3 separate regions of the Mus musculus genome follow, and all the other regions are linked to region 2. Evidence: chromatin loops called from intact Hi-C (ENCODE). Cell type or tissue: heart. All regions are shown on one strand. Links, peaks and the distances in the headings refer to the core of each region. The heading gives the core; the rest is flanking DNA.

The links. Hi-C counts contacts between places; a loop is a spot of excess contacts. Peaks named below come from ENCODE experiments on the same cell type or tissue, not always from the same donor. Only the 100,000 strongest peaks of a DNase experiment are listed, where the experiment ranks them.
Region 1: a loop joins it to region 2, with 3 times the contacts of the local background. A loop is called at or near these places in 9 of 42 quality-filtered maps.
Region 3: a loop joins it to region 2, with 2.0 times the contacts of the local background. A loop is called at or near these places in 8 of 42 quality-filtered maps.

Annotation. Positions count from the first base shown.
Region 1 is chr1:21,157,129-21,167,387 of GRCm38, reverse strand. It overlaps a transcript of Tmem14a not described here. Among named protein-coding and RNA genes, the nearest start is that of Gm32947, 31 kb to the left of the region's middle. In heart, for the core only: CTCF peaks have their summits at 835, 1,034 (motif pointing left) and 5,372 (motif pointing right); a DNase peak (open chromatin) is centred at 917; H3K4me3 peaks cover 541 bases; H3K27ac peaks cover 217 bases; H3K27me3 peaks cover 1,335 bases.
Region 2 is chr1:21,095,790-21,106,048 of GRCm38, reverse strand. No RefSeq gene overlaps it. Among named protein-coding and RNA genes, the nearest start is that of Tram2, 22 kb to the right of the region's middle. In heart, for the core only: a CTCF peak has its summit at 4,621 (motif pointing right); DNase peaks (open chromatin) are centred at 4,658 and 8,928; H3K27ac peaks cover 824 bases.
Region 3 is chr1:20,996,693-21,006,951 of GRCm38, reverse strand. Tram2 (translocating chain-associating membrane protein 2) reads left to right here. Exons shown (of 11, transcript NM_177409.3): 5 at 41-99; 6 at 718-802; 7 at 1,315-1,385; 8 at 2,622-2,726; 9 at 2,971-3,114; 10 at 3,819-3,982; 11 at 5,317-5,555. The coding sequence ends at 5,390. Among named protein-coding and RNA genes, the nearest start is that of Gm51618, 43 kb to the right of the region's middle. In heart, for the core only: a CTCF peak has its summit at 3,994 (motif pointing left); a DNase peak (open chromatin) is centred at 3,931.

The DNA of each region.
Region 1 (10,259 bases), core at 796-8,795, 62 kb before region 2:
GAGGGGTGTTTGTACAACACAGCAAGCCTCGTATGCAAATAAAGGCCCCCAGCCATAGCTTCTGCTGGGTCACAAACGGGAGGTGCTTCCGCTCTGGCTTCGGTGAAAATGGTTGCTACAATGTTAGTGCAGTCTCCTCAAGGCATTTGGAGAGAGTTCAAAATGAGAGTAATGAGATAAAGGCACCGTGCTTTTGGGTAAGGCAGCCAGGGCAGCAAGAGACATCTAGGACTTTGCTTATTCCCAGGAGCACGAACAAGAGAAGGTGTGCCTCCAGCAAGAACCTGAAGGAGTTATTGTTAACACGTATTACTGATTTTTACCAGTGCATTAATGATACTTAACATCTGCCCAGTGCCCTGGGAGAAAAGGGGAGTGTCCCGATCTGATCCTGTGTCCTAGCCTAAGGCAGGGGAGGGGACTTCTGGCTTCAAACAGGTACAACTATGTATGAATGTGAAAACTAGGCACAGCCTTTAACCGCTCTAACTTAGCATGTGCATTTTCACATGCCTCAGCATAATAGCTTTAACTATTATGATCCCTTGAGGTCCCTGGACATGAAGACATTTCCCAGCTACATCTGCAAGATTCTGAGACATTGGAATTCATGAGCTCACTCTGCAACCTTCACCAAGATTCCAGCACTAGAAGGCCATTGGGTAGGGAGGGACAGCAAAGTCCCTTTTATTTCTGCACCTTAGCAAGACAGCCTAGGGCAGGGAAGTCAGCACTGTGGGAATGAATATATATAACACCTGCTGTCCTGAGCCTCAACTGTGGCTAAAGAGAGAAACAGTGGAGGGGGCAGAAAGAGCGACACGCAAGCTCAGTACCTCATTCCGGAAGCAATCTCAACGCAGCCGCACCCCCGCGGTGCGATTCACCCTTTCTATCCCGGGACAGGGGCCAGGCCAGGCCCACAGCGCGCATGTGCGGTCACTTTATCGAGCCCTTCCCAGGAACTTACTGCTCACCCGCCTAGAGAGCTGCTCCTAAATCCAGGCTGGATTTTGCTGCCCCCTCCCGGGCTGGCTGACACTTGCAGCATGTGCAGTATCAAAAGTCAAGAGTCCAAGTTGATCTGGTTTCAAAGCTCCAGAGCCCTTACAGCTCATTATCTAGGCAGATCATGATCTGCTTTTATAAAACTCGGTGAAACCAGGATAGCCAAGCTTAGATGTCCGGGAGGAATGACACAGAGCTCCAGCGTTGGAAAGCATTTGGAGTCTTCCAAGTCCAGGAGAATCAGTCTCCCCCCGCCACCCCTCCCTCCCAAATAAGAGCCTTAAAATGACTTGAAAGTGTGCCTTGCGGTAATCTCACGCCACTCCAGTCTTGCCTGAAAAGAGGGTTTACTCTCTGCCCTCTGTTATACAGCAGTAGTTCTGGTATTGAGGAAGTCCAGTTATCCAAGATTCTGTGGAGTGTGGAATAAACGAACCTCCCCTCAACAGAGGAAGGAACCTAATATGTACATTAAATCTTGTGACACTCCTTTGCTGAACCTATTCTCTCTCTGTCTCTCTGTCTCTGTCTCTGTCTCTGTCTCTGTGTGTGTCTCTCTCTCTCCTGCTCCTCAGGAATTAATCAAACCCTGGAAAGGTTGCAGGAACACTGGCAGCAAGACATAGGGATATGGAGGCATTTGTATCCTGAACTTCAAGTTCTCCTGGCCCTCCTCCTTACCTCCTGCTTGTTTACCCTCACCCCAGCCTTCTCTCTCTCCTCAGACTCACAGAACTTCTTCCCTACTCAAAATCAAATGTAGAGCTTTCTTCTAATTCCTCACTGTCTCATCATTAGGATCTGAATACATAGCTTTCACTCTGGGAAAGTAATTTTCCTTCTAAGAGAATCTGTCTCAGGCTAGCTGGCTCCAAGATCTTTTTTGCCTTGCCACTAAAAACTTAGACCATGGAAACAAGTACAGTATGTTTCAATTGGACTCATGCTGTCTAAACCACTTTAAGAACCCTCTGTATGCTATGGGGATTGCACACATGCAAATATAGGGAGAGGACCTCCCTGAGGCTCAACTTTCAACCTCCCAGTTGAAATAGCCAGTAAACCTATTTTACAAACAGATAACCAGGGGCAAACTAAGGTGGTTCATGACCACCACGCTGGCACTACAGAAAATAGTTGCAGGAATGCTACACGCAGAAGAGAAAGACTGTTTTCATCACATGAGCATAGGCGAGAATGAATTAATGGGAAGAGTGAGCGGGTGAGGAGAATCCATGTGAGCCCTGTTGTGCCGTATATGGTACACTAGCAGAGCTCTAACACAGGAAAGGAAAGGAAAGGAAAGGAAAGGAAAGGAAAGGAAAGGAAAGGAAAGGAAAGGAAAGGAAAGGAAAGGGGAAAGGGAAAGGGAAAGGGAAAGGGAAAGGGAAAGGGAAAGGGAAAGGGAAAGGGAAAGGGAAAAAAGGGAAAGGGAAAGGGAAAAAAGGGAAAGGGAAAAAGGAAGAAACAATCTGACCAATAAAATTATACCTCTCCAGAATAATCATAAATGTAATGACTTTGGCTCACCAAAGACATGCAGGCTGGTTAACTGGATTTACGACACTTGATCCAAATGTCTTTTGTCTCCAAAAAGCACACCTCAGGCATAAAGACACCTGCCAATCTGTCAAGTGAATGGAAGCCAAAATCAAGTGGGCATGGCTGCTCTGATGTCCAATAAGTATACTTCAAGTCAAAGTTAGAAGAGATAAAGAGATATTACATTATTAATAAGAGGATCAAACTTATTGAGAAGATATTACAAGCATAAATATATATCCACCAAACATTGCAGCCCTAATTTCATCAGCAAATATTAAAGACCACAAGAAGTCACATATGTCCTGATAAAATAATAGTGAATGACTTTAATACCCTACCCTCATCTTTATTTAACATTCAGTGTAGTAGAACAGTATCCTCTGAATTGAAACAAACTCAGGACATTCTAAAGCAATGGTTCTCAACCTATTGGATTGAGACCCCCCTTGCGGTCAAATGAGCCTTTCACAGAGGTCATAAGTCAGATATCCTTCATGTCAGATAGTTATATTATGATTCAAACAGTAGCAAAACTATAGTTATGAAGTAGCAATTAAAATAAGTGTATGGTTGGGAGTCACCACAGCATGACGAACTGTATAAAAGGGCTGCAAAATTCAGAAGGTTGAGAACCAGGGAGGAAGGTTGTGAACCAGTGCTCTAAAGAGAGGCTCAAGACCACTCGGTAAGGAACTCACAATCCTCTGGAAATCAGTGAAACTTAGCACATTCATGAAGATTCCTCCCTCCTCAAGGTTATATAAATCACAAGAGTCTCCTCTGAAAAGAGAACAGTCTCCAGCAGGTTGAGTTGCCTGCAAGTCACAGAGAGCTCCCCCAAAATGGGCCTTTTATGAACAGTGACATGGGGGTGATACAGCTGCCTCTAAGGCATTCCTATTCCCGTAAGTGACACCCCCCCCCAAACTCACTGGCTTACCAAGTTAAACTTTGGTAGAATCCATTCTTTGGTCTGTAATCAGAGCCCTATGTGGGATGAGAAGAACTTCCTTCACATGTCTCAGGAAGTGGACACAATGGTATCTTCCTGTGCCGCTAATACTAACATACCTATCTCAGACTCTACATCAATGCCTTTTTAAGACTCATTGTGTGAAGTAGTAAACGTAGTGTCCAATCAGGCATACAGACAGGTACTAAGTGCCAACTGCCCTCTTCCTGGACACTGAAGCCCACATACCCTGCAGGAACAAGTGTCTGAACTCTACTTACCCCAATGAACACTTGACCACATCTGTGGCTCAGACAACCCAATCTTGGTCCTTCTCCACACTGCTTTTCTCTTTCTAGAACTTTCCACTGAATCCTCCCGGTCTGGTAGTGCTGGCTTCACTTCTGACAGCCGAGTCAGGGATCACTCCAACTTAAGGTGATTTAAAGTTTTTGTTCTTTCTGTCAGTATTTCAGAGCTCAGTCTATTACTGAGTGAAGTCGTGACAGAAACCTAGAGACAGGAGCTGATGCAGAAGCCATGGAGGGATGCTGCTTGCTGGTTTGCTCTCCATGGCTTGCTCAGCCTGCTTTCTTAGAGCACCCAGGACAACCAGCCCAGGGATGGCCTCACAAATCAATCACAACTTAAGAAAATGCCCTACAGCCTTGCCTACAGCCCAATCTTATGGAAGCATCTTCTCAATGGAGAGTTCCTCTTCCCAAACAACCCAAGCTTGTGGCAAGCTGACATCAAACTAGCAAGCAAGTTCACAAAGTATTTACCTCTGAATGATATTCATAAATCTCCCCAGCTCTCTCGCTGACCAGTTCAGCTCATTTCTTTCCAGAGGGCAAGGAAGGAGCCCAGCCACAGCGGGGCGCGCTGGAGGCTAATCCGGAAACCCTCTTACAGAAACCGGCTCCCTCTGCTCCCTTTCTTTGCCTGGGAACCCCAGAAGTCGCTCAGAGCCTGGGGATTGAGAAGGACCAAATACCCAGCTGAAAGGTAGGAGGAGCTACTGGAGGGAGGGTTAGAGTGGCCTAGACGGCTTTGAGGAACAGCCCTCTTGACCCTCCAGGTCTGTCCATCCGCCCTTTCAACCAGACGGCTCCAGAATCGTGCCAAATCCAATCAGGTAATCCTGCAGCTCTGAGATGCCTCTGGTCCTCTCGGTTCCTGCTGCTGATCGCATGTTGGACCTCCACTCTCTAGCCTCAGTCCCGGAAGGCGGGTAGCCTAGACTTTTCATGCGGATTCCTGGTGGGTCAGTATTGGGGGCTGCTTACTGTCATGTGTTCCTGACATATAGCTGATCCAGGTGGTTCTCCTCCACCCACAAAGCCACTCAACCACCCCTCCGAGCATTCTAAGGTGCCATCTCCAGCCAAGGACAGCTTGGTTCTGGGTTCCTGAGCACTTTATGTTGAATTTAATAGACACAGAGGACATGAACCCTGGTAGTCCAAAGCCCTCTGGCAAATCAAGCACAACACCTCGCCTCAAGGGCCTGCTCTAAATTTGCTGGGGGGCCACTTGTCTCAGGACACTGTCATTTGTCACACCATACTCCTCGTTGGGTTTTACCAAACTGAAAAAGAGACAAGGGTAGGACAAAATTTTAAGTAACCAAAACAAACATCTGAAAATCAAGGGAAACAAAAAGACACGAAAAATGCCCAATAAAGAAAAAAAAAAGCAAAATTTGCAAAGGAAAAACAAAACAAAGAGATAAAAGACAAACTGGAGAGAACAGGTCAAATGATATAAATCTAATGTCAGTTTTAGTATATTTGCATGGAATTTTTACTTGGACCTCCAGAATCAAACATGTTCTCTCGTTCAATGGTATTTTCCACAAAGAGACAGCAGGGGGCGCTAGAGGTCAACGCTTCATTGAGCATGGTGCTGCCTTAGCCTTTCTGAGGTCTTCCTGGAAGTCTGTGCAAAAAAATGGGCGTGATTTCTTCACTACATCCTGTTTAAAGACTACAACTTTCCTGAAATGTTGTTACAGGATATAAGATGGAACTTTTAAGTAGAGCAGTGGAGAATGACCGGAACAAGGTCTGCCTGACCTGTCCTCATCCAGCCATTTTGACTCAAAGTGGACTTCTGCCAAGGCTGTGGGACCTTTGATGCTAACAGTGGGGATAAAGATTTTCTCAGGATGGAGACCATTCCAATAAGGCAGCAATAATGGGATGGGAACAGCTGATGATAATGAGCATCTTTTGCGTGCTGGCCACCACTTTAAGTATTTTATAGATATCCGCTGTCACCTTCACAGCCATCCACTGAGGTAGGTACCCCAACATCCCCATAGTATGGAGGAAGGAACAAGCGACTTGCCTTAGATCATACAAAGCAGCATCAGATGCTTAGGAAGAGCAGCACATGCTGACTCGTGTTCATTCTGAGTTTGTCATGTGTAGCTCTACACTTTCTTATAAAGGAAAACACTGAGTGACTGTTGTAGGAAATACATAGTAGAAAACAAGCATTAGGAAATATACAGTATTTGCTATTGTTATTAATACAGTTATATGTATCTTCTGGGAGTTTAATATCTAGCTAAGGAGTTTAGCATAATTAATAATACAAGAGAGGCACCAAATGGATGAGTTAATCAGTCAGTCAATCAAACCAAGAAATAATAGCTGCCCATCAGCATTGTAGTGAAGGAAAAGATGTGCAGAGAGTGTCAGACCCAGGTCATAGCTCGCTCAGTGTAGCGACTGCTTAAAATCTTATAGGAGAAGCCTCTGTGGCATTAACAGCAAGCGATTTCTGACTCTAAGTGGCTGAGATAACTGTTACATTCTGAATGTTTCATTGCATGGATTAGACACATTAGATAATTTCCACGTGACAGGGGGCATCAAATCCACCCAGCTTGAACACACTAATAATAACCTCTGAGTTACCAATAATGTGTTGGTGCAGCATTAGGGAACGAAATCAAAACACTTTGGATTGTTATCATCTAGATTTTATTTCTGCACTTCAGGCCCCCTGTATCTTCATTCCTCTTGTCTGTGTGTTGATTGAGTTTGAATCCGTGCCTGCCTGAAGGCTGTCTTGTGAGGCTGTCCTGGTGTCTGTCCATCTGTGTGAATGTGTCTGTCTGGGACTGTGTGAATGTGTCTGTCTGGGACTGTGTGAATGTGTGCCAATCTGAGAGCTCCTGTTCCTAACAAAGTGTTTTACTATGTATGCGTTGAACGTCACAGAAAGCATCACATGGTGAAGGAAGGAGGGAACTCTTCAACAGAGTTTACACAGGATTAAGTCACTGACGCCAGCTGATCCCAACAGGCCCAGATAACAGATACCGTTGTTCATCAAGCAATAGCTGTGTGTCGTGTACAATATCTATGATTGATATAAGATTGCTTTCACCCTCTATCTTTGCTGCTTTGTGCAAATGATTATCAGAATACGCATGCATTGCTTAGGTCTGGCATGGAACAACACATAAACCAAGCTTACAGCTATACATTGTAGCTTAGGTTGCAAACAGTGATTACACTGGGAATCTAAGGCAGGTAATATTGATTGTTACATTGTTCTCTTAAGGAAGGTTAAACAAGGTAGGGCAGCAGGACAGCAGCCTGAAGTCTTAAGTAACCTCACAGTGCATTACTAACTTCCTGGAGTCCAGTAAAAGTCTCAGTCTTTTAAAATGTAAAACTATTTTATCATAATGAATTGCCACATTTAATCATCGTATGCCTGTGGATGTTTGACTAAACATATCCTCTTCGAAAAAATTCACTAAAATAAAGCAGTAGCTTGATGTCTACATTTTGGTCAAACTACTTGCTGATTTGGGGGGTCCATTTATTTCATGGGTATTTTTCTGTTAGCTCTGGAATAGGATGCAGACCTGGACAGGATGCCAACTCACAGACTCTGGAGGAAGGGGCATGGCTAGGCATATCATGTTAATTGAAACTTGAAGTCTGAGAGGGAGCCAACAGACAATGAACCAGTTGGACCATATATTGGAGCCCCATACTGGGTACATGGAATAAATAGGTTGAGCAAGGGTGCTGGTGGGGGAAGGGCTCTGTGACTTGTGGAAACAAAGTGAGAGTACTGGGTGCTGCAGACCTGGGAAATAGAAGCGCAGTGGATTGATTCAGCAAGAAGCTGAATTCATTATGTAATAAGTGACCTTGGCTAAGCATGGTTTCCTGCCCCTGCGTCATCTATTCAAGTCACCTGGACTTTTGCAGTCTCCAGATGTGGCTGAGTGGAAATTTGACATCATGAGGCATAAGATAATTTTTGTGTGCAACTTGCTTTTCATTGGTTGTCCTTGACGGAACCCAATGCTGTATGTATCTATGCATATACAAGTCCAGAAGAGCATCTATCTTAAATGGCCTGTCACTCTTTGTTCTGTTTAACAGTAAAAGAAGGAGCTGGTAAGATGGCTTAGGAGGTAAAGATGTTTATGCAAAACCTAATAACGTGCATTTTGTCCCAGAACCCATATAAGGGTGAAATCAAGAATGGACTCCACAAGGGTGCCATCTGATCTCCATATGTACACCATGACATGAACGCACACACACCCACCATCACACACACTAGTCATAATAAGCAAAATTAACTTTAAAAGTTAGAGAATGTCCTTCTCCTTGGCCAGTGGCTTACGTGCATTCTCCAGCACACAGGAATAACATAACTTCATCTCATCAGAAACAAGTTACTTGATAATAAAAGACAAACAGTAGAGACAACTCAAATGTCCTGTTCTGTTAAAGTCTCACAGAACCGCAATTATACTTGTGACTCTCGAAATATAAACAATCACACAGAACATCGGGTGGTGAAGGGGAAAACCTGATATTCAGGGTTAATTTATATTTCTTCCTCAACTTTTTGAGCAAAGTAATCCTTGCAATAAAATTGGCATCCTTGGGGGAGAGGATCTTACTGTGCCCGATAAAGCTGCCTGTCCCCTTATAGCGCTCCAGTAATCCACTGAATGCTGCTTTTAATCCGAAAGGAGCAATCTCAAGAGAAAGTTAGAAAGAAAAAAGAAAGAAAGAAAGAAAGAAAGAAACATTATCTAAAAACATCCACCTTTTGGTAATGTAATAGGAGTTACTATTAAGGTCCTGTCTGGTACTAGTTTAATGAGAGAAAATATCGCAGCCCATTTCCTCTCCTTTGCTTTTATGGTATGCTATAACATGCTGTTTGTCTTAGCGGGTTGAAGTAGAATCTCTAAGAAGTTGCTTGAAAAGAAAGGAAGTGGATGTTAAAGGCACTGAATTGCTAGCCAGGTGCCATTGTGAAGTGAACACAGCTGTGGTACCTAAAGGCCGACTCCAGCACACCTCGAAGAGATTATGTCAGTTCAGGCGAGGCTTAATAAAAAGTTAGAGGGGCTGGAGCGATGGTTCAGTGGCTAAGAGCATGTACTGCGTGTACTGCTCTTACAGAGGACCTAAAATGAGGTGGGTCCCCAGGGCCAACATCAGGAGGCTCACAACAGAGAGAGAGAGAGAGAGAGAGAGAGAGAGAGAGAGAGAGAGAGAGAGAGAGGGAGGGAGGGAGGGAGGGAGGGAGGGAGGGAGGGGAGGGAGGAAGGAAGGAAGGAAGGAAGGAAGGAAGGAAGGAAGGAAGGAAGGAAGGAAGGAAGGAAAGGCAGGAAGGAAAGGCAGGAAGGAAAGGCAGGAAGGAAGAAAGGAAGAAAATGACTACTCTAAAGTATGGAAAAGATTTTTACTATAGATCTAAGGGAGAAAGCAGACAGAGGGAAGAGTCCAGGCTGAATATGACCAGAAGACTAAACCTGACTGAGTAGAGAGATGGGAGAGAGAGCAAAAGAGGAACCGCAGAACAAGAGAGGCTGTATGGTCCAAGAGACAAGAGAGTGAGTTAGATAGGGATCTGGAGTGGATGAGAGGGGTTGGGAATCCCAAGTCCCTGGAAGGGTGTGGTTTAGGGTAGAGGGCAGAGTGAGAAGCCCTGGAAAGGAGCCACAGGTACTGAGTGAGACTTGTTCTACATTACTTTAAGACCTAAAACAACCTTGTGTGATTCCAGCTCCCAGGGATCTCTTCAGGACTCTGAAAGCACCTGAACTCATGAGCACATGAACCTGAAGATAGACAAGACATGTCCATGGCATCTCCCTCATATTAAATGGGGATGTGGTCAGATTATAATTGGATGCTTCTTTGTAGTTCCCTTTCACAAAAATGGTGCCACCGCTGCCTCCTCCTCCTCTTCCTCCCCCGTCTTTTTGTTCATCTTCTCAAAGATCTTCTTGGTTCTGTGCTACCTAATTTAATGATTCTCAACCGTCAAGGGAATCACTTTGTAAATTACTAGTGCCTGGCTCCCAATTCCAGATTGTATCATTTAATTGGCATGAAGAGCAACCCAGGCATGAGAGGCATTTTTCTAAATTAATCTTTCTGTATTGTGACATTTGTATATTCATATGTGGCTATAAAAAATAATACCAAGAGACTGTTTGTACACTTTATTCAAGGTCCTGTAGAATCGGGAGTGAGGCAAGGATGTCTGCTCTCAATGCTGTTGTTCAATAGAGTGTTCGAAGTCTTAGTTAAAGCAATACAAAAAGGATGAGAAGAATAAAACAGTACAATAAAAATAATCAAAATATCTCCTTCTGCAAATGGCATGAGATCTTCAAAGATCCTCGAGACTCAACCCAAAAGCCCTTAGACATGGTACACACTTCCAACAAAATTAACCTACAAAAACC
Region 2 (10,259 bases), core at 1,512-9,511:
TACATGTAAATATACAAATAAATCCGAAAAAATCTATATGCTTCTGATCCAGCCACTATGGAAAGCAGTAGGAAAGCTCCTCAAAGAAATAAACATAGAATCAGCACATAACCCAGCTATACCACTCTAGAATATATACATATTCTTGAAGTGTCTGAGTCAACACACCAGAGAGACTTGCACATCCACATTTATTGTGGCATTATACACAATAATGGAATATTCGTGGAATCAACCTAGATGTCTGTTAACAGATGAATAGAGGAAGAAATGGTGTATATTCATAGTGGCGTATCAACTGGCCATGAAGAAGAACAAAATTATGCTGTTTGCAGGAAAATAGGTACAACGTGAGATTATCACATAAAGCTAAATAAGTCAGATTCACAAAGACAAATGTTAGCTAGGTATGGCAGTGCTTGCCTTTAATCCCGGCATTCTGGACGCTGAGATAGGACTAGTCTGGGCTACAAAGCAAGTCTGAGGCTAGCCTAAGTTATATGAGGAAACCTTGTCTCAGGGAAAAAAGGGAAGGAAGGAAGGAAGGAAGGAAGGAAGGAAGGAAGGAAAGAAGGAAGGAAGGAAAGATGACATGTCTCTCATGTCTATAAATACTTAAAATTGTTTATACACATGTAGTCAAGGTAACTGCTATACTTGTATGATATGAAAATGTCTTTATGGAAATTATTTTTATGTACAATGAAGATATACTGACAAAAAGAATGTAAAACCTGGGGCTAGAGATATTGCTCAGCAGGTAAGAGCATTTAACTGCAAGAGGAGGACTGGAGTTCAGTTCCCAGCATCCAGATTAGTGACTCACAACCACACATAACTGCAATGCCAGAGTTTCAAAGCTGTCCTCTGGCTAGCCTGGACACTTAGCTGTACATGCACACACACACACACACACACACACACACACACACACACACATGAATAAAAAATGTTTATATTAAAAACATTTGTTGGGTATAATGGCATATGAATATGATCCCAGCACTTGGGAAACGGAGGTAAGAGAACAAAATGTCACCCACAACTACATGCTAGGCTACCCTGGGCTACATGAGGTCTTTTCTCAAAGAACCTCAAAAGCTATTCTTAGACAGGTATGGGAGCACCTATCTATAATCCCACTGTCTTAGCTAGGGTTTTACTGATGTGAACAGAAACTATGACCATGACAACTCTTATAAAGTAAAACATTTAATTGGGGCTGGCTTACAGGCTCAGAGGTTCAGTCCATTATCATCAAGGTGGCGGCATTAGCAGCATACAAGCAGGCATGGTGCAGGCAGAACTGAGACTTCTACATCTTCATCTGAAGGCTGCTAGTGGAAGAGTGACTTCTAGGCAGCTAAGATGAGGGTCTTAAGCCCACACCCACAGTGGCACACCTACTCCAACAAGGCCACACCCACTCCAGCAAGGCCACACCTTCTAATAGTGCCACTCCATGGACCCAGCATATACAAACCATCATGCCCACTATTCACAAAGGCAAAGACTGAGTATTGCTGACTGTAAGACCATCATGGGCTATGTAGCAAGTCTAAGGCCAGTTTGGTCTCTCAATCAATCAAATCAAATCAATCAGTCAATCAATCAATCAAACAAACAAACAAACAGATAGGCATCAACCCTATTCTCAACAAACTTCAACTTTGCTTCATACATTTTTTAAAATTAAAGACAAAAGTTGGTAACTCTGGGTGAGATGGTGAGAGAAGATGCCAGGGTACAGTAGCCAAGAAGGGGGCCTGTTGGAGCTAAGGGAACACCTGTGACGTCCTCAGCGTCACAGGCACCTTAGCCCTGAAGTGGATCTAGCCTTTGGAGACACACGTCTGTCGTGCTTTGGCCTGGAGCAGAGCCAGACTAACACTCTAGGTCATCATCAGTTATTTAGTCCTCTTTTGTTCATAAAAGGAAGCCGTGAGAATCCTGGACCCCTGGAGCAAAGCGCTAGAGGGAATAAGAGTCCAGCAGGATGCAGGTAGGGAACACGAGGAACAAATGCTGCTGGTATTTACCTTGGTGGGCCAGAGTGTGGAAGGGTAGGGGTTGACAGGAACTGAAAGAACTCAGCAGACAGCCTGGCCAAGGTTGAGACACAAGGGGTGTGTGTTTCATTCCCCCACAGTGGGTGAAGGGAACCATGGAAGGCACTCTCCTTGAGTCCTGGTGCCTCAAATATTGGATATCAAGTGCTTGAATCTATTCGTAGATGCTTCAATTAAACAGAATTTTGCCACTTTCAGAGTTGCCCATTTCCCAACCCTCCTTCTCTTTTGCTGTTTTAATCACCTCAAACCATATCTCTTCGGTTTTCTTTTAGTATGCCTAACAAGGAAGTGTGAGTTTCTATTTTGCCAAACCTCCTGAAAAATCTTACTGCTTCCTGTAGAAATGGTGATGTCCCAACACGGCTCTGTGCTGTATGCTTAGACTATTGTGGGAGGAAAAAATTAAAAAAGAATATCACAAAACTCATCTAAAAATTGAAGCTAGGCATGGTCACATATGCCTGTAATCTCAGCAGTCAGAAGGCTGAAGCAGGAGGATTGCAAGTCTGGGGCCAGCCTGGGCTAAATAATGAGATGCTGTTTTAGAAAAAAAATTATAGCCACGCCTTGAAACCCAGGTAACTCACTCTCAAAGCCTGTTTCCTAGGCTACGAGGGATGTATTCTTTATCCTTCTGCCTAGGGGAAAAGTCCCTAGACCATGGGCAGAGAGTGCCACATGCACATGCACAAAGTTACACACACACACACACACACACACACACACACACACACACACACACACACACCAGCCAAGAAGCAACACCCCCTCCACAGCCAGCTGAGCAGCGTCATCTGTAAGCTCTCCTAGAAAAAAAAGTTATCAAGTACTTACTGTATACAAAATCATAAAATCTGATAAAAGAGGAGTTTGTTTACCCAAAGGCACGGTGCCCAGGCACTTCCAAAGATTGATGATGTCTTATTTCTAGGAAGTCCCACGCAGTGGGAAACTGAGTCATGAACTTCTCATTTCCATGACTGTCATTACCTTGTCCAGGCTTCCTCTCCCATCTATAAAACGCACAAAACCGTGGAGCATTGACTTGGGTCATCTACTCATCGATCTGTAAACGTGCATCAAGATGTCAGATAACTACTTGTGCAAATTGGTTATGCTCCCAGACAAAGAAACCAAAATAAATCAGGCCTCTGGCCAGCAAGCAGTCAGCGTGACCCAAAGGCAGAGACTGCGTGCCCCTCACTGGCCTTCTCTACCGCCCTTTAGTGCCAAACAGACTTAGTACCCTTTGCCAGCATCCTCTTAGCACCAGGTGCCTATGTCTACAGTCCTAACCCTTAGGTTTTATAAACTCCATCTGGGTCAGCTAGCCCCAGGGAAAAGAAAGGGTGAACATCAACAGCACAGGATGTTTCAAGTGTACACTTTAAGAGAAATAAGAAACAGTATAGGTTAATCTGCATAAAAATTTAAAAATATGAAATAACACAAAGGGATAGTACAATTGCTTTTTTAGCCCTGCTTTAAACTATTCTCAAGCACGCCTGTCTATCAAAACTATTTTTAAGACTGTATTTTGAAGGAAAAAAAGAGTAGTGCTTATTTGATAAAATTGCCTTGGGAGGGGGACGTGGAGGCAATATCAGTGAGAGTTCTTTGGTTTTGTTGTTTTACACTTATTTATTTATTTGGGGTGTGACTGTGTGTGTGTGTCGCCAGGGTTCCCACAGAGAAATCAGAGAACAACTTTCAGGAGCCAGTTATCTCCTTCCACCATGTGGGTTAGAGGAATAAAATTTAGGTGGTCAGACTTGGCTCACAAAAATTCCTTTCCCCCGTGCAGTTATCTTACCAGCCCTCAATGAGAAAGTTCTTTGTGGGACATCCCTTCCTTGTTGCTTGAGATCATGTAAGCCATTTCCAGGAAATGCAGGTTCCAGCTTTTGGGGTTTTTCCTGACTCGTAGGTCAGAAAGCTATAAGGAAGGTGTGTGGTTTATAGGAAGAGAAGAGGTTTACGTTCCAGCGCAGTCCTCGTGAGAGTTGGAACGACCCCAGGTCCTACCCAGACCCTCTCATCACAAGGTCCCAGAGGCTTCCTGTGCAGCTAAGCGTGAAAGAAGCCAGGCGCTTGGAGCCCCTTCCTGTGCCGCTGCCCGCCCCAAGGCAGCACTGCTATGCAAGATTTGTACACAGCTTTCACACCTCCTAGCAATACAAATCCCAAGTGTGTGGGAGTAAACACCTCCTGCTCAAGTCACAGCCCTGAGTTCTGTCTGGGAAAGCTCTGAACGAATGACCTTCTAAGTCTCCTGAGGGCCGAGGGGCCTCCAAAGGGAGCCAAGGTTAAAAAAACAAAACAAAACAGAAAAACCTTTCTGCATCCATCATCAAAGTCCGTTTGAGAGTCAGAGCTGTTGTGTTTGCTGACCTTTAAGTCACAGTAAATCATTTACCTATGGAGGACAGCAGGAAGACTCGCAACCATAGCTCTTTAAAGTCAGCTGGGAAGATCCACTTAGCTCCCTCTATCCCAGGCCCTACCTTATCTTTTCCTTCTGGGCCAGATGGTGTTTTTAGCCTTTGCTCTTCCACCAGAGGGCGCCAGCAGGCACTTGGGTTGGCCACCAATTCCAATTAGGCTCAGGACCTTGAGTCTATGCCTGATGATAGAGGAAAAATAGAAACGACAGAAGCCAAAACAGTCGTGTCTGTCTGAGCTGCCAGCCACAACCATGTGTGATCATGGGAGCTTGTCAGAGTCAGAATGGCCCAGGCAATCAATGCCTGCTAAAGGGCTGTGTCCCTCAGACCTATGCTGTGATCTTAAAGCAGGCAGCCACCCAAGGCCCTAACAGGAGCAGCACTTGAGGCTCATTTGGGAAGTGCCAACCTTCTCACCTTGAGTTTTTCCTCCTGAAAAATCACCAGTCATCACAAACCTGTGTGATCAGACACTCCGTCCCTCTGAGTTTTGGCATCTACTACTTCTGTTTCTTCAGCTCCATCACAATCTCGCTGGCCCCAGCCCTAGCCTTGGCTTTGGCTACCAAGTATTCCCCTGGCATCTACCTCTCCTGGGCCTGGCTTCTTAAGGTCCTTCCATGGGAGCATATGGTCACCTGTGGGGGTCTAGTGCCTGATGCAGAAGGAGAGATGAGGGATAACGAGGACTACTTTTTGACCCTGAGGAGCTCACAAATGTCACCCAGTTTGTCCTGGCAGCTCAGCTCGACACTGTTTATAAAGTAGCCACTATCTTGATAGCCTTTTTTTTTTTTTTTTTTTTTTTTTTTTTAATTTTAGAGGCCACTGAAAATAAATGGTTGAAACCTTGGGCTCTGAGGCTGTAAAGATTTCACTCAGGTTCTGGCTGCCTCTTACTAGCAGAACGGCCCACTTTGCCTTCTATATTGTTTTAAGGTGTGTATGTGTGTATGCATATGTGTATATATGTATGTATGTGTCTATGTGTGTGTGCATGTGTGTGTTCATACATGTATATGTGTGTATGTGTGTGTATGTATTTGTGGGTAAGTGTGCATATGGGTATGCAAGTGTGTGCATGTGTGTGTGTTTTCAGGATGTGCATATGTGGACACCCATACCACAGCATGTGTGTGGAGATCAGAAGACAACTTTACGGAATAGATTTCCTCCTTTCACCTTTACTTGGGCTCCAGGGATTGAATAGATATTGCTGGCCCTGCCTTCTGATTAGGTCTTGGTATTCACCTCCCTAAAATGGGCATAACAGAGTGTGTAGAGATAGCTCAGCAGTTAAGAGTGTTCACTGTTCTTCCAGGATACCAAAGTATGTTGAGGGACGCACAGTGATCTGTAACTCCAGCTCAGGATCTAACACCCTGACAACTATATGCGTATACATACACATAGACAAACATACAAACCTCGGACTTAATCACCAGTTCTGGGAAGGAAAAAAAAATGTGTATTGTGTGTGTGTGTGTGTGTGTGTGTGTACTTAGCCAGATTTTTTTTTTCAAAAACAAACAAGCAACAAAACCTAATAATGATGAGGATAATTAGGTTTTTTTAAACTACTTCATGCACTATTATGAGGATTGAGTGAGATATTGTATGTGGACTTAGCATAGGGCCAGCCCTATTTCCTGTGGGTATCAACACGCAGCAGTAGAGTCTTCTTAATTAATGCATGACAGTGACAGCAAGCAATGAGAGACGACGCAGACAGAGGGTCTGGATTGCAGTTGTAGATGTAATGTGACATCATTGTGTATACCTCAACTTCTCCATCTATAAAATGCCCACGGCACTGACTGCCTTTTGTACCTGTGTGACTAGTATTTATCAAACGTTAACCTTGCTGCAGGCCGCCATTGGTACTAGTGCATTGTGACTATGCCCTACATCCTAGTTTCACATATTAGGAAACTAAGACACACAAGTTGAGGGCCACGCAGCCAGTCACAGAGGGAAGTGACATTTCATGCCCACACGGGGCAGTCTGGCCCAGAGCCTGCCTTCTTACTTCTGATACCATGAAGTCTCACATAAGGCAATAATTCCAACTGTGCCTGGGAGCAGGGATCACTGTGTACACACTACAGATTATGAGTTCATACCCAGCCGCTCAGTGTTTGGGTTTCAGCTGGGATCCTCAAGCAAACAAGGCGTGGAGTTGGACTGTTCTAGACGGCCCGGAGGCATTTGTCTCAGCACTAGTACTTCTGAGTTTTGTGGCTAAAATGTGTGATGGATTTTTTAATCCCTGGTACCATTCGGGGTGATCTCGTTTGGAAACAGAACCTTTGCAAATGTAATGGAGTTAAAAATGGAGTCACTGGAGTGAGATACCATTGGTGTCCTTCTTAAAAGGAAAAAAAATTGGATATTCAGTCATGTTCTGAGTGAAGTTTCTGTGGAGACCCAGGCAGAGCCATGCTCTAGAGGTACAGGGTGCAAAGCCAGCAAGCATCTAAAGCTACAGAAACTACGATCCAGTCATAGAAAAGATGTTTCTCAGCACCCCCTCCCCCTCCGAGCCAGCAGAGTCTTGCAGACACATCTTGACCTTAGACTAGTAGTCCCCACAACTACCTGTGACATACACCTTTAAAGCCACCCAACTGGGCATGGCAGCCTAGGGCAGCAGGCATTTAGCTTATATGTGTTATACTGTGGTGTACGCACGTGTTCATGTGTGTATATGCACATGTACATGAGGGTACACTATTTTGTTCTAACTATTGGAGTCAGGGCCACTCAAATTCAGTGTCACTTACAAATTAGGCTAGAGTGGATGACCAATGAGCTTTAGGAATCAAGTAATCGCTGTGCCTCACCAATTGCAGACTACATTCTAGGTTGGCACACAGGCATTCACTTTTCCTGTAAATGCCAGCCAGTTTCACAAGACTCTATTCTGGTTGTCACCGGCCTGCCTGCCTGTCTTCCCTATTTCCTGCCTTCCTTCCTTCATGTGAACAGTTGCAGAATGACCCAGATAATCAATATTCAGAATGCCTATATCAACGTAAGCAGTGACCAGACAGAGAATGAGGACATCCACCGCACCCTCTGAACCCGCCAGCCCCTTCCAAGCACTGGCCAGCAAAGGAGCTTCTCTCCTGACCTCTAATGTCTCAGATTGGGTTTATCTGGTTTTGAGTTGGCATAAATGGGATTGTCCAGTACTCGTGTGTGTCTGGATTTTTGGCTTCAAGTTATGCTTGCAAGCGTTGCCTGTGTTTTGCATAGCAAGCCACTTATTTTCAGTGTAGTAGAGCATTCTACACTTCCAGACTGTGGAACACAATTACATGCATGGGAAGAATGAGAGAGGGGAGGGAGAGAGAGAGAGAGAAAGAGAGGGAGAGAGACAGACAGACAGACAGACAGAAACTAAGTTACTAACACAGAGAGAGAATTCTTTCAATTTTAGATAGAATGTAATATAATGATCTGTTAAGAGTCACTTTCCCAAATCAGTACCCCATCATCTCCTCCCACACCCAGTCCCTTTCCTTAGTTCATCCAGTCCTAGCAATGTCTCACTAGCCTGACCCTGCCTGAGCAGATAGGAAAGGAACTGTGCTCCAAGGTTCCTTAACCTGTCTCATACTCAAAATAATCCAGAGCCTGGACCATCCCTAGTGGGCAGTACAGTCCGTGTCTTCAGTAGCATCACAGACACCTTCATCCACAGCCAGAGAGGCTGCCTGTCTTACTCTACAGAGCGGAGTTGGCTCAGCGCCTCTGACCCTGATCTGAGTCTACCTCAGGCCTGAGTTCGCAGAAGGGGTCTGCGGCTCCCCCTTTGAAACTTCTGCAAAGAAACCCTCGCATGGTTTTCTCAGCCTCAGCCCGTCATCTGCGACTACGGCTTGGCTGCGTCGAGGCTCTGCCCTCCTCCTCTTCTTTGCCAGACTATAAATCATTTCAATTTCTTCATACTCATCAACTTTTCTGGGGGTCTCCCTTTTGCTGGGAACAATGATCTAATCCCAAGATGCAATTTTAGAGGAACCCTGGGGCAAATCAAAGGGCATGCTAGTCCTGAGCCTCGGTCCATATATGGTACAGTCTTTGAGCCAACAGTAGAATAGACTATAACGCAACACAGCTGATTCACCAGCTGTCCCTCTGGCTCCCTAAGCAGCGCTGGCCCACTCCGGTTTCCATTGAGGTCAGCACGGCATCCATAATAAAAGGTTAAGATAGCTAAAGAGCACCAGGGCATCGTGCTTTTGGATCTCCGCATTTTACTAGTCATTTCTTTCGAGGATCCCAATTCCTAGGAGGCTACGCCTTCTGCAATGTAATAGAATAATAATCGGTTATCTTGTGGGCGTGGCTGGGAGCTGAGAGGGAGGAGAGGAGAGGAGACTCAGCAGAAATGCTTGCTCAAGCCCAGTTACAGCTGAGCTCAGTTCAGAACTGGAAGCAATCGAAGAGCTCCACCCTGACCCTAGGCAGAGGTCAGTATTCACAGCCCAAAACTAGGCCATTATCTATTTTGTTCAGTCTCCACCCTCAAGTGCATCTTATTCATCCGGTTTTTTTGTAAAGTATGAAGATCAAGCCGAGCAGCGCTCAGACAGTAGAAACAACTCGAGCCCGGGTTGCCAGTTGTGGGAAAGCTCACCAGAAGATAACCACATTCTTTGTATTACCAGCCTCCCCACCATGCCATGCCTATTAAAAAGCAAAACATTATATAAGATTCTACTAGTGGCTGGGTCAAACCAGTTTATCAATCTTGTTATCTTTTCAGAAACATTGAAAACAGATTGTTAAACATAATTATTAAAAGATTGAATTACATATCATTATAATGGGATAAATGAGATTTAAAACAGCTATGGCTGATGAAATGGCTGTGTAGGAAAGATATTTGCTCTCACCTAGACCTGTGTAGTGAAAAGACAGAACCCTCTCCCAATCGTTGTCCTTTGACCATCTCCTGTGTGCTAAGGATGCACACACTCTTACGCGCAAATACATTGGATTCACATTTTTAATAATTTAAACAGAAAGACTGGATAGCTCAGCTGTTAAGAGCGTGTGATACCCAATCATGAGGATCAGAGTTCAGATCCCAGCACCCACATGACAAGCCAGAGCAGATGAACTGAAAATGAGTGTACAGACCCCAGTGATCTCTTTCCTCTTCACTCTGGGGCCCATGGGCATGGGTGTGCATGGGCACACACCCACACTCACATTAACACTCACATACACAAATAAGTAAATAAAATTAATTAGCTGTAAAAAGTACCCACGCTCATCACGTGTGTCTCATCGGAGGGTGCTCACTGCATCGGATCTGTGTGCTGGAAATCCTGCACTCTGCTGTGCTGTTTCTCGGATTTGCCTGACTCCGTGCACTGTCCTGCCCATTCTAGTAAGCTTGAAATTGGGAAGAAGGGGACCACTTCTTGTATAAGACCTGAATATGTGAACCAGGGTTTCTTTCTCCCTGCATGGACAATCATACTGCTGTCAGGAGGAGATAACAAAGATTCGTGCCTTGGATACTTACAGGGCAAGAAGAAAAACAAGTCTTTCGAGCCTTGGCTGGGCACAGTTTCCTGAAAAAAGGCTACAGATGAGGATAAAGGGACAGAGGAGAGGTAAGGGAAACTTGCTTAGGCGCCCTCCTACCGCAGGTGCTTAGGCACCCTCCTATCGCAGGTGCTAACCTCATCACCAGAAATAGTAACCTCTCAGTTTGTAACTGCTT
Region 3 (10,259 bases), core at 725-8,724, 98 kb after region 2:
GGTGACATCTCTAAATGCCTTCTCTTCTCACCCATCACAGGAAGGATATTTAACAAACCCAAGAAGCCTCTGGGAAGATTACCCGCATGTGTACCTCTCGTGAGTATTTGTGTGACTCATTAAAGCCAGTGATGAGCAAGCTGTGAGTTGAGCCTGTAGAGCATGGGGTGGCAGGCAGTCTGTCTGTTTGAGAATCTCCACGTGAGGCATTATCTGCATTAACTCCACAGAGGTACCTATTCTGCACGGGACAGATACAAACACAACTCTAGATTTGTGTTTTATTGGAGACCCTTTAAATTCATAGCACATCTTCCCCTCCATACTCATGTTCCTACTTGTGATGCTGCCAAGACCAGGCCTGTCTCCCTCCAGAGGCCACACTGTATTTCTTAGGCCTCCCAGAGCAGCAATAGCAAAGGGTGTGAAGCTGAACAACTTAGAGCCTTTCTGTGGTTGTATTCAGTGGTCCTTCTCTGGGTTAACATGATGTGCTTGGTCGCTACTGCTTCCTCTAATGGACATGCTGTGACCCCTTAAGTGGTCTTATACATGATGCCTGCCGTGGGCGTGGTGATCCCTGCATCCACCCCTCCCTTCCTCCCTCCCTTGCTTCTGGTCCTGCTGTTCACCCACAGTCTTGGCTTAGCCCTTTCCTTATGCTCTTGGCAAGTCCCCTGGGGATGTTCTTGGTCACACCAAACCCCTCATCTCCAGCTTCCAGGTGAAGTTTTTCTACTTGGGACAGCTGGCATACTGGTTGCACTCACTACCTGAACTCTACTTCCAGAAGGTGCGGAAGGTGAGTCTTCCCTTTCCCCACCCCCTTTAGAGGCCTCTCTTTCCTGCAGGCCTCCTGTTTTTCCCAGTGACTTCTCCCTTCCCTTTCTCCGGAAGCATGATGTGTTGGCTGATGACAGGGAACCACACAGACACCCACGAGAGTGTTGTCAGGGTCTTGACTCCTCCACGAGATGTGTGCCCACTGGCAAAATCTAATCTAATCCAGATATTTGATCAAGGCCGTCTCGCCATCCCCCATCCATTTTTATAATTTTCCTCAGAGTAATGCAGAAAGCCCTCTTCCCAGTTCCTGTGTCTTCATTCCCAACCCAGAGTTGCCTTCTGGCACCAGTCTTGAATCTGCTGCCTCGGCCTTCTTGTTACTAGCCCGTGTGTGTGGTTCTGGTGTGACATGGAACCGTGGGAGTATGGAGACCTGACCCTTCCTTGTTAACCTCTCATGTTCTCTCAGTTCTAATCATATTCATTTGGAGTCTGAGCAAGCTCACTGTCTGCCCATCTCTTTTCCAGGAAGAAGTCCCACGCCAGCTGCAATACATTTGTCTGTACCTTCTTCACATCACTGGGGCATACCTCTTAAAGTGAGTGAGTGTGGAGGGAGCCAGCCCCATTTCCTCGCCCTTTCATGCCTCGGTGCCTACCCACAGGGTCACTCAGTTAGCAGGCATTTAGTGCATACTGGCTTTTAGAGGAGTACCTTGCTACCTTGGGAATACAGGCAGTAGTGGAGGACTCTCCTATCTCCAATTATTCATTCTCCAACTGGTAGGAAAGACAGTCTATAAGAAAGATGGGTGTGATGCAGTATGGACCGATAGCCAAGAGAACCCAGAGGGTTAGCCACCTGTTCTCGAGGCAGAGGCGAGGAAGGCTTCTAGTAAAGTGGTCCTTTGAACTGTGACTTTCCAGTCAGAAACTTGGCTCTTGCCACATGGTATCCAATGCGGCTGGAGCAGTACGGGCCCTACAGTTAATTTCAGTTTGTCTTATAATGAAATAGAGAGCGGGTAGCCATATGGTTGCTCTGGAAGTGTGAAGCGTTACTACATTAGGCCTCAAGTGCCTCTTTTACAGACAGTATTTTGATGAATGAACTGTGCTTGGTAACTGGGCTTTTTATGAACTTTTCATGCTCTGAGTAGGGCCCAAACTCTGTGTATGCTAGCCTTTGAGAGCTTCGCTGTAATGCCCAGATGTCTTGGGGAGCCCTGTTTCTGAGGAGCTCATAACAGGCTTCCTGTGAGACCGACCAACGTGGGTGAATAGTGTGTGTGGCGGAGCCCATCAGCTCTCACGTTCTGGCTTTCTGTCTCGAGGTGAAGGGTCATGGCAGCTGTCTCAGCCGTGCTCTGATGTGGGATGCTCACAACTCACATGCAGAAGGGTTATGGTGACAGCATCACCCAGCAGTGAGTGTTGAGCACCACACACGGGGAGAACTTCCTGCTTCCTCAGATAGTGCAAAGTCAAATAGCAGGAAATCTTCATATATGTACCCCCAAAGCCCAGCAACCTTGTTCTAGCCCCCCCACACACTTCTATGTATGATTCCAGTAGCATGAGCATAGAAAGGGCCAGATATCATGACGTATATGGATCAGGTTCATTGTAGGGACAAGCAGGTGAAATGGATCAAAGTCTGGGGAGTCAGTACAAGAAAACTACTGGAAGGTGCAGCAGCCGAACTGTGAGGAAGGATAAAGCACTGTCCCGCAAGAAGTGGATGGCAGAACAGAGAGCAGCCTGAGCTACCTCAGACCAATGGCTTCTGCTCTGGGGTGTCGGGCAGGGAGAGTAAGGCTTGTCTTTCCCTCCAGCCTGAGCCGCCTGGGGCTGATCTTGCTACTACTGCAGTACTCCACCGAGGCCCTCTTTCACATGGCTCGGCTCTTCCACTTTGCAGACGAGAATAACGAGAGGCTGTAAGTAGGGTTGCTGGATGCTGGCCTGTCCAGAGACTGATGGGGTGGGACCTGGGTATCTCATGCAATCTGACTGTTTGAGGGGTCCCACCCTACATTTGTGTCTGTTCAGGAACTTCTGAAACTCTCACCTTCCTGGGTCCTGTTTGATGCTCTTTCCCACTCTGGGTTGCTTCTGGAAATGGGGTGAAGGTTCCTTGAATGACTCCCAAAGCTGACATCCCTTTTCTACCCCTGAGAGCAGGTTTAACGCCTGGGCTGCTGTGTTTGGGGTCACGCGTCTCTTCATCCTCACCCTCGCTGTGCTGACCATTGGCTTTGGATTGGCTCGGGTGGAAAACCAAGTGTTTGACCCCGAGAAAGGGAACTTTAACACCTTGCCTTGTAGGTGAGTTGGCAGAAGTCTGGGGTGGTGAATAGAGGGGCTCTCTGAGCACTGCCAGGTACCTCCTGAACATGGCGTGTCTTCATAGAAGGTCGGGGTACAACCTCCCACACAGTGACGTTTAGGGGCAAGTATGTTAACATCCGTCTCCTGCCTCTGTCCTACATTCTTCAGTCCACAGCTTTCACGTGCTCTTGTGAGGAACCCAGTCCAGATGCAATGTGGGGCCCCTCACATTTTGCTCAGCAATCATGGTGCAGAGGACATTTTTCATCCCAGCGGGGTTGATCATGACACTCTCAGGAAGCTCAAGATAGAAGCTTCATCTTTTATTTCAAGCTGTGTGGTCCATGAAGCTATAGGCATTAGAGTGTGTGTGATCTTGATATAGGAGAAGAAAATTATTTCTGCACTCTCATATGCTAGCTCTTTCGAATGTTAGCAATATTCATCTAGATTGTTATGGGCCAGGCATGTGGGAGAGAGGACAGTGGTGGATCTGTAGGATTAGTTTGATTGTGGTGACCATCATCACCTTAGGGCCTTCACCTCACATTGCTCGTGTACCAGAGAAGAGACAGACTGAAGAGCACACCCTTGCTGGTGTCGGGAGCTGTGGGGAGGGTGGGCCACAGGAGCTACAGAGACCTCCTTCTGCAGTCTGTAGACCTGAACTTTGCCCATAGATCCATTTCTACCCTCCGCAGGCTTGGCATGCTGCTGCTGGTGTGTGTCGCCCAGGCCTGGCTCATGTGGCGCTTCATCCACTCCCAGTTGCGGCACTGGCGGGAGTATTGGAAGGAGCAGAGTGCCAAGCGTAGAGTCTCTGCTGTCCCCAGGCCCCCAGCCAAGCTCCTCAAGAGAGAACCTGGTGAGTGACACCCTGTGGCAAATGAGCGAGTGGCTGGGGACTGCAGATTGGTGAAGGAGAGCTGGCACTTAAGTGCTCCACAAACCAGTCCTGCTGGCGTCCCCTCCTTGTAGACATTTTTCTCCCAGCCTGGAACACGGTAACCAGCATGTAATTGGCCATGAGCCAGAGACCCAGTGTGAGCAGGCTGGCTCTAACAGGGCCTGGCTTAGGGCAGCACTGGGTGGGGGTAGCTTCTGGCATGTAGCTAAGTTCTCCTGCTGTTGCTGCTGTTGTCACCCGTGTCCCGTGCTACAAAGTGGCCGTGTGTGTCCTTACCTGCTCTTGTGCTCTCCGTCTTGGCCCAACCCTGCCTCCGAGGCTTCCCATCTCTCTTCAGGACTGACTGACTCACAGTGACAGTGTTAGGGAGGAGCCATGGAGATGGGGCACACACATCTCCTTTAACTCCTGAGCATCCTCAAGTGATCCCCTATGCTCACAGGTCCTCAGACATTGTAGCTCAAGTCTACTACCCAGCCTTGCTTGGGGCCTGGCCTGTCTGCATGCCTGTTTTCTGACTCACCTGCATTTTCCCATGCAGCTGCCTGCCTGGAAAGAGCCTGTGTGTGTGTGTTTGTTTGTTAGCAGTCATTTGGATGTGAGGAAGACTTGGAATGGGTTAGGAGGAGGGGTTTCAGTGATGCCACAACTCATTAAATTTGTGGAGGTATTTTTCTCTCCTTTTTTATTCTTGTTGTGTTTGGTTGAGACAGGATTTCTCTGTGTAGCCCTGGCTGGCCTGGAAATTGCTCCATGGACCAGGCTTGCCTCAAACTCAGAGATCCCCCTGCCTCTGCCTCCCGAATGCTGGGATTAAAAGCTTTGACCACCACCCAGCTTGGTCAAAGGAATGTCAGGCCTTGCCCCTGCAGTATCTTGTTCCCCATTTCTTCTCCTTGTTACCATTCTTGTTGCTGAGACCTGTCAGAGCTCTGTGGAGCTGAGGGATTGAGAACACTGGGAGAACTAAGAGATTAACGCCGGCATTGCTCAGATCTCAGTGTAGGCTGCTGCCCTTTCCTCAGTTTCTGTGAATCACGGTAGGTGCCCTCCACTAAAAGATAGTCAAAGGCTAAACATGTAAAGCAAAGCCACTTATCAAAGACACTAGGACAGGCAGCAATCTGCCCTGGACTGTCTCTGGGCTTCCATTGGCTACAGCCTGCTTCCTGGTCGGATGGTCTGCCTGCCACAAAGCCATGTCCCCATAACACCCGACCCTCCATGTCTCCATTTTCCTGCCTCAGTGTCAGCTGAAACCCTGTGTGTGTCTCTTCTCTACATTCCCCCAGGTTACCATGAAAACGGAGTGGTGAAGGCAGAGAACGGGACCTCCTCACGGACTAAGAAACTCAAGTCTCCCTAGCGCCACTGTGCTGAGAACAGGGATCCTCTGGATGAGGAAGCCCTGGCCCCAGCTCAGTCTCTCCACCCTCCTGCCCATGCTCGTCTCCACCAGCAGAAGCCTTGGCATCAAAGGGGGAGTTCCTCTCTACCTTCTAGTCTTTCTCTTCTTTCATAAACCATTCTCAATAAAGCCAAAAATCTTATACTCTTGCTCCCCTGAGCCGCCAGATGGCCTCACCTCTGTCCTATCTTGAGTTTTCTCAGAGGCCTGCATTCTCCTGATTGTCTTCCTGCTCCTTCCCTCCTCCTCCTCCTCCTCCTCCTCCTTCTCTCTCTCTCCCTCCCTCCCTCCATCCGTCCCTCCCCCTGTCCTCCTCCCCTCTCCCTCTCCCCCCTCTCCTCCCTCTTCCCCTCTCTTTCTCTCTCCCCCTTCCCCCTTTTCTCACCTTCCTCCCCTCTCTCTTTCTCTCTCTCTCATGGCTGCTTCTCATCCTCCTTTCTTCCTAACTTTAATGTGCAATTTCTCTGATTTGTACAACCGGGGGGAGCTAAGATGGCAGCCCTGCCCTTGGGTCTCAGGGCTTGCCAATCTGGAAGCCTCTGGCCAAGGAGCCTCCCCTAGAGCTGGTGGCAGATCCTCGGTGGCCCTTGTGGACAGATTGGATTACAATATTCTTGGTGCTGACCGACAGACAGTCAAGATGTAGGATTCTGGTTCTACGCATCCTTCGCTTTGGGGACATAGTGACTTAATCCAGAAAGACAGTGTTAATTAACTATTGAGTCCCAGGACTCCAGAGAGCTTCCAGTGTGTCATTTGAATTGGAAAGCAGCCTGCCTTCACTCTCTGAGGGGACATGCTAAGGAGGATGTGCCTTCCCACTTGTCCCACAAGAGCAAAGCACATCAAACATCTGCCTCTTCTAGAAAGGTGGCTCGACAAACAGAAGAGTCGATCTGGACCATTCTCCACCCACCAGCATCTGAAACCAAACCAAAAGGCAGTTACAAACCCGCCCAAGACACGCTGTTCCCAAGTCCAGAGATGGCCTGCCCCAGCCGGCCAAACTTGCAACCTCAACTTCATCTCTCTGCAGAAACAGGAAGCCCCAAGGACTCCATCGCCCGCCATGTGTTCCTTTGGCCACCTTCCCTCTGGCCTCACCTGAGTGTTCTTTTAAAGTTGTTAATGTTGTTTGTTGAGCACACCCAGAGCCTGACACCAGGATGCCTCAGGGTTACTCTTCTGGTTGCATGAGCTGACACAGCCATGTCCACAGGAGTCTGTGACCCCCTTCCCTTCGGTGTTCTTTCCTCTCTCTTCTACCTGAAGACGGGGTCATCAGGTCCTTATGGTACCTTGTGAGGACTTTTAGAATGGATTTAGGCTTTAAAGGGTCCCCAAACTCTGAGCTAGAGTATAGGGGAGCAGTTCTTGGTAACACAAGACATTAATGTTACCTAATATTCTGCCTGGCCTTCCTTTGACACCATATCTGAGACCAGAGCTTGAGTGTTTACCCATAAAGAGGGAGCTGGGTCTTCAGCAAGAGCTCCCTTCCAAGCCACTGACGATGGATGTAAAATCTAGTTTACCCACAACTGAGGAATTTGGTTCCAAACACCAACGTGGCATTCTTTTTCTCTGTGTCCAGCTTACACATAGACATGCTGGATGTGTTGAGCATACAGAATAGAGATGAGATCCCCTTGGCTTCTTGTGTGTGAGCTTAGGAAACAAGACAGAATTTTGAAAACTCATTCCTCTATTCTCTCCCTCTTCTTTCCTGGCCCTTCTCTGGGCATCCCCAAAGAATTGATCTGGCACCTTTCAGCCAGTGTAGCCCACCTATCCGGGTAGGGATTTTAATTGAGTTTATGCTTTGAAATGCCTTCTGTTGCTGTGTGGAAGCTCAGCCGGTGGCTCCCAAGCTCACCTTACCCCATCAGTCTAGGTGACCTCCTGGACCATCTCCAAGCTAAGAGCCTGCCTCCCTAAGTTGCTGGCAGGCCCTTGCCAGCTCACTGCAGGAACTTCGTCTCTAGGCTGAACTACTTAGTTACTCCTTAAGTAAATACTTGTGACAAGCATGAGACATGTGAAGGTCTTGGAGGAACAGGGGTATAAAGAGCAGCTGTCTTGGATCCAGGGGTCCTGTCCCTCTGGAGGGGTTTGTTATTCCCGGTACACTTAGATGCCTGAGATGATATGGATTCATTCCTTAGAAGTCTTGCAAGCGTCCTCTGTTGCTGGTTTGTTGGGATTGATCTAGGCTCTTCTAGAACATAAGGTCAGTAGTAGGAGTTTGGGGTGTTCATTTCCAGAAAAGCCTGAGACCAAGGGCAGCAGCTCGCCAGCCTTGACTTCTGGGCTGTTAGCAGGCTTGGGAGAACTATGGGGTGCTTTCTCACCCACCCAGCCTCTCTGGCATTGATGTTATAGGAAAGCCAAGACTTTGTGAAGTTGGCACAAACCTTGTTGCCAGAATTACAGAAACTAAGTTCCACACCATCCTTCAAACATGCAGGCTAGCATGTAATCTGGGTGCTCTGGCCCCATTCTTTGTTTTTATGCAGGCTCTCCTGTCCCCAAAGTACCACACCCTTAGTGAAGGACCTGCCATACTCCGCCAAGTTTGAGATGTTCAGTACCATCTACCAGGACCAGAAGATTCTAATCACTACCTCAGCAGCCACTGCCTGTCTCTCAACATCCCTGGAATTCCAGTAGGTGCCAGTGGCAGGACTGGTGGACCGAGAACCCCCTGTTGCTAGTTGCCCTCCCCAGAGGTGTGGTGACTCAGGGGACAGTTACTTCTACAAGCTCCTCAGGCTTGGGTGCCTACACTATGAATTAGCTCCTTGTCTTCCTCCTATGGTCAGAGGTGGTCCTGGGGAAGAAGAAGCAGGCTAAAGCCAGGGAAGGAGGCTTTCTGCTATTCTGGTCAGTCCTAGCCCTGTGTCCCTAACTGGTTCACAGCAGCGGCAGCAGCAGCAGCATGTGGCTAGCCTAAGGGTGAACTTTAGTCACTTCTATTTAGATGACTATGCTCTGGCTACTCACACAGTACTTTTGAAGAGTGCCTGGGACTGTAAGAGCCCCTGAAGGTTTATTCCCCTGTTTAGTCCCCTCCGGCATTTTTTTTTTAAAGTAGGAACAGAAAGAGTGCATTTTCCAAAAGTCTACAAAGCTCACTTAGATTCCACACATCCTCAAAGAAACTTGCTGACTTCTTGCAGCGAGGGAAGGCCTTCATTTGCATTTGTCTTTAATGGCTTTCAGCCTTCCTGGTTGGGTTTGCTGAAGTCTGGAGTGGGAGGAGGTATAGGGTCCGGGCTTAGGGAACTTTCTCTGCTTGAGGGCCTCTGTGTCTACAGCACATTCTTCTCTCTGGCTCTGTTCTGGTGCGGCATGGACCGACAGGCAGTGAGTCAGAACAGTGAGCTGCTCTTCCACCTCCCTCGGCGTCCTGAGTGCAGCCTCTTCCCTCAGAACAGGATGCTAGGGAGAACATCAATGCCAGGCTTTTGAAAACATCCGTAGAACCCTTCTCCAGCCCGTGGTGAGCGTGAGGAGGATGCTGGCACCGACTTCTCGCCCTTTCCCTGCCTTTTAATACAAGTGTTAGCTCCATTACATCTGCTTTCAAAGCTTTGCAGATGAGAAGAAAAGTCACGCCGAGTGGCCTCTGTGAAACTTTTGTTCTTGTCCTAAGCAGGTCCTTGTCCTGTCACTCTAAAAAGTGCCTTATATTGCCTTGTGGCCTTCACTGGTACTGTATGGCCTGGCCCCCCAACTGCCAAGGCTCTAGGGCTGACTGGCATACAAAGCCAATGACAGCATACCTCAGTACAGCTCCAGGGGAAAGGGACATGGGTTGACAGTATGTGTCATTTGTTATGACCCTCTTCTCCCTCACACATAGCGTGAGACCTTGCTTGTTCTCTTTTTTTTTTTTTTTTTTTTTTCTAGTCTCCCATTGTCTGTACCTTCTGGCTGTGGAAGCTTGTGAGGTAACCCAGCTGCAGACACCCATGCCTCCTGTCTAATAAGGGAAGCTTGGGGGTTGGGAAAAAGGTCACCTCTGTGTACCTCTGGCCCTGTGTGGCGAGCCCTGCTCTTCCAGTTTCCTCATTCCCACCCCAGGTTAGAAACAGCACCCTCTTCCTATCTGTTTTAGTTCCATGTAGCCCAGAGTCTGTATGAGGAATGTGTTTACTTGTGCTCCCTTGTTCCAAGTCTTAGCTCATTGGTAACCTGTTTGGCAGTGCCTGTGATCTGGTAGCTGCAAAGCTCCTGGATTCCTGTCAGGGTTATCTTGTGTTCCTAGTACCACACCAATCCCCTCCCTGACCCTAGCCTGCTTGCCTGCCTGTTCCCGCCTGCCATTCCGGGTTGTGCAATAACCCTCCCAGCCGGTGGTCTTGTCCCTTACTGCATCCATCCTGCAATATCTGGAGAGAGGGGACCCACAGGAGAGGTCGTCATCATCCCTTACAGAAGTGTCAGTCCCTTCCTATTGCTGTCATTCGCACGGCCCTGCGTGGGTTTCTGTGGCAATCTTACAGAATGTGTTGTGACGTCTTCGAGATCTTTACGTTGTTTTAAAAAATAAAATAAATGTGTTGAAGAAAACAAAAACAAAAGCATCCTCAGACCGGGACATTGTCAGTGTCTGGGGATAAGATCAGTCTGGAGTCGCTGACATCACTATCATCACCAAAGGCATTCCAGGGTTTCTTGTTCCTGTGCAAACAATGGGCCATGTTTCCAAGAATCAGCCACAGTGGTGAGCCCTGTCCGCCCCGCTACTGCTCGCCCACCCCCATGATGGGGCCTGGCTGTGGTGGTGAGTGCTGCATTCTTTGGGGTACAGATTCATGTGTG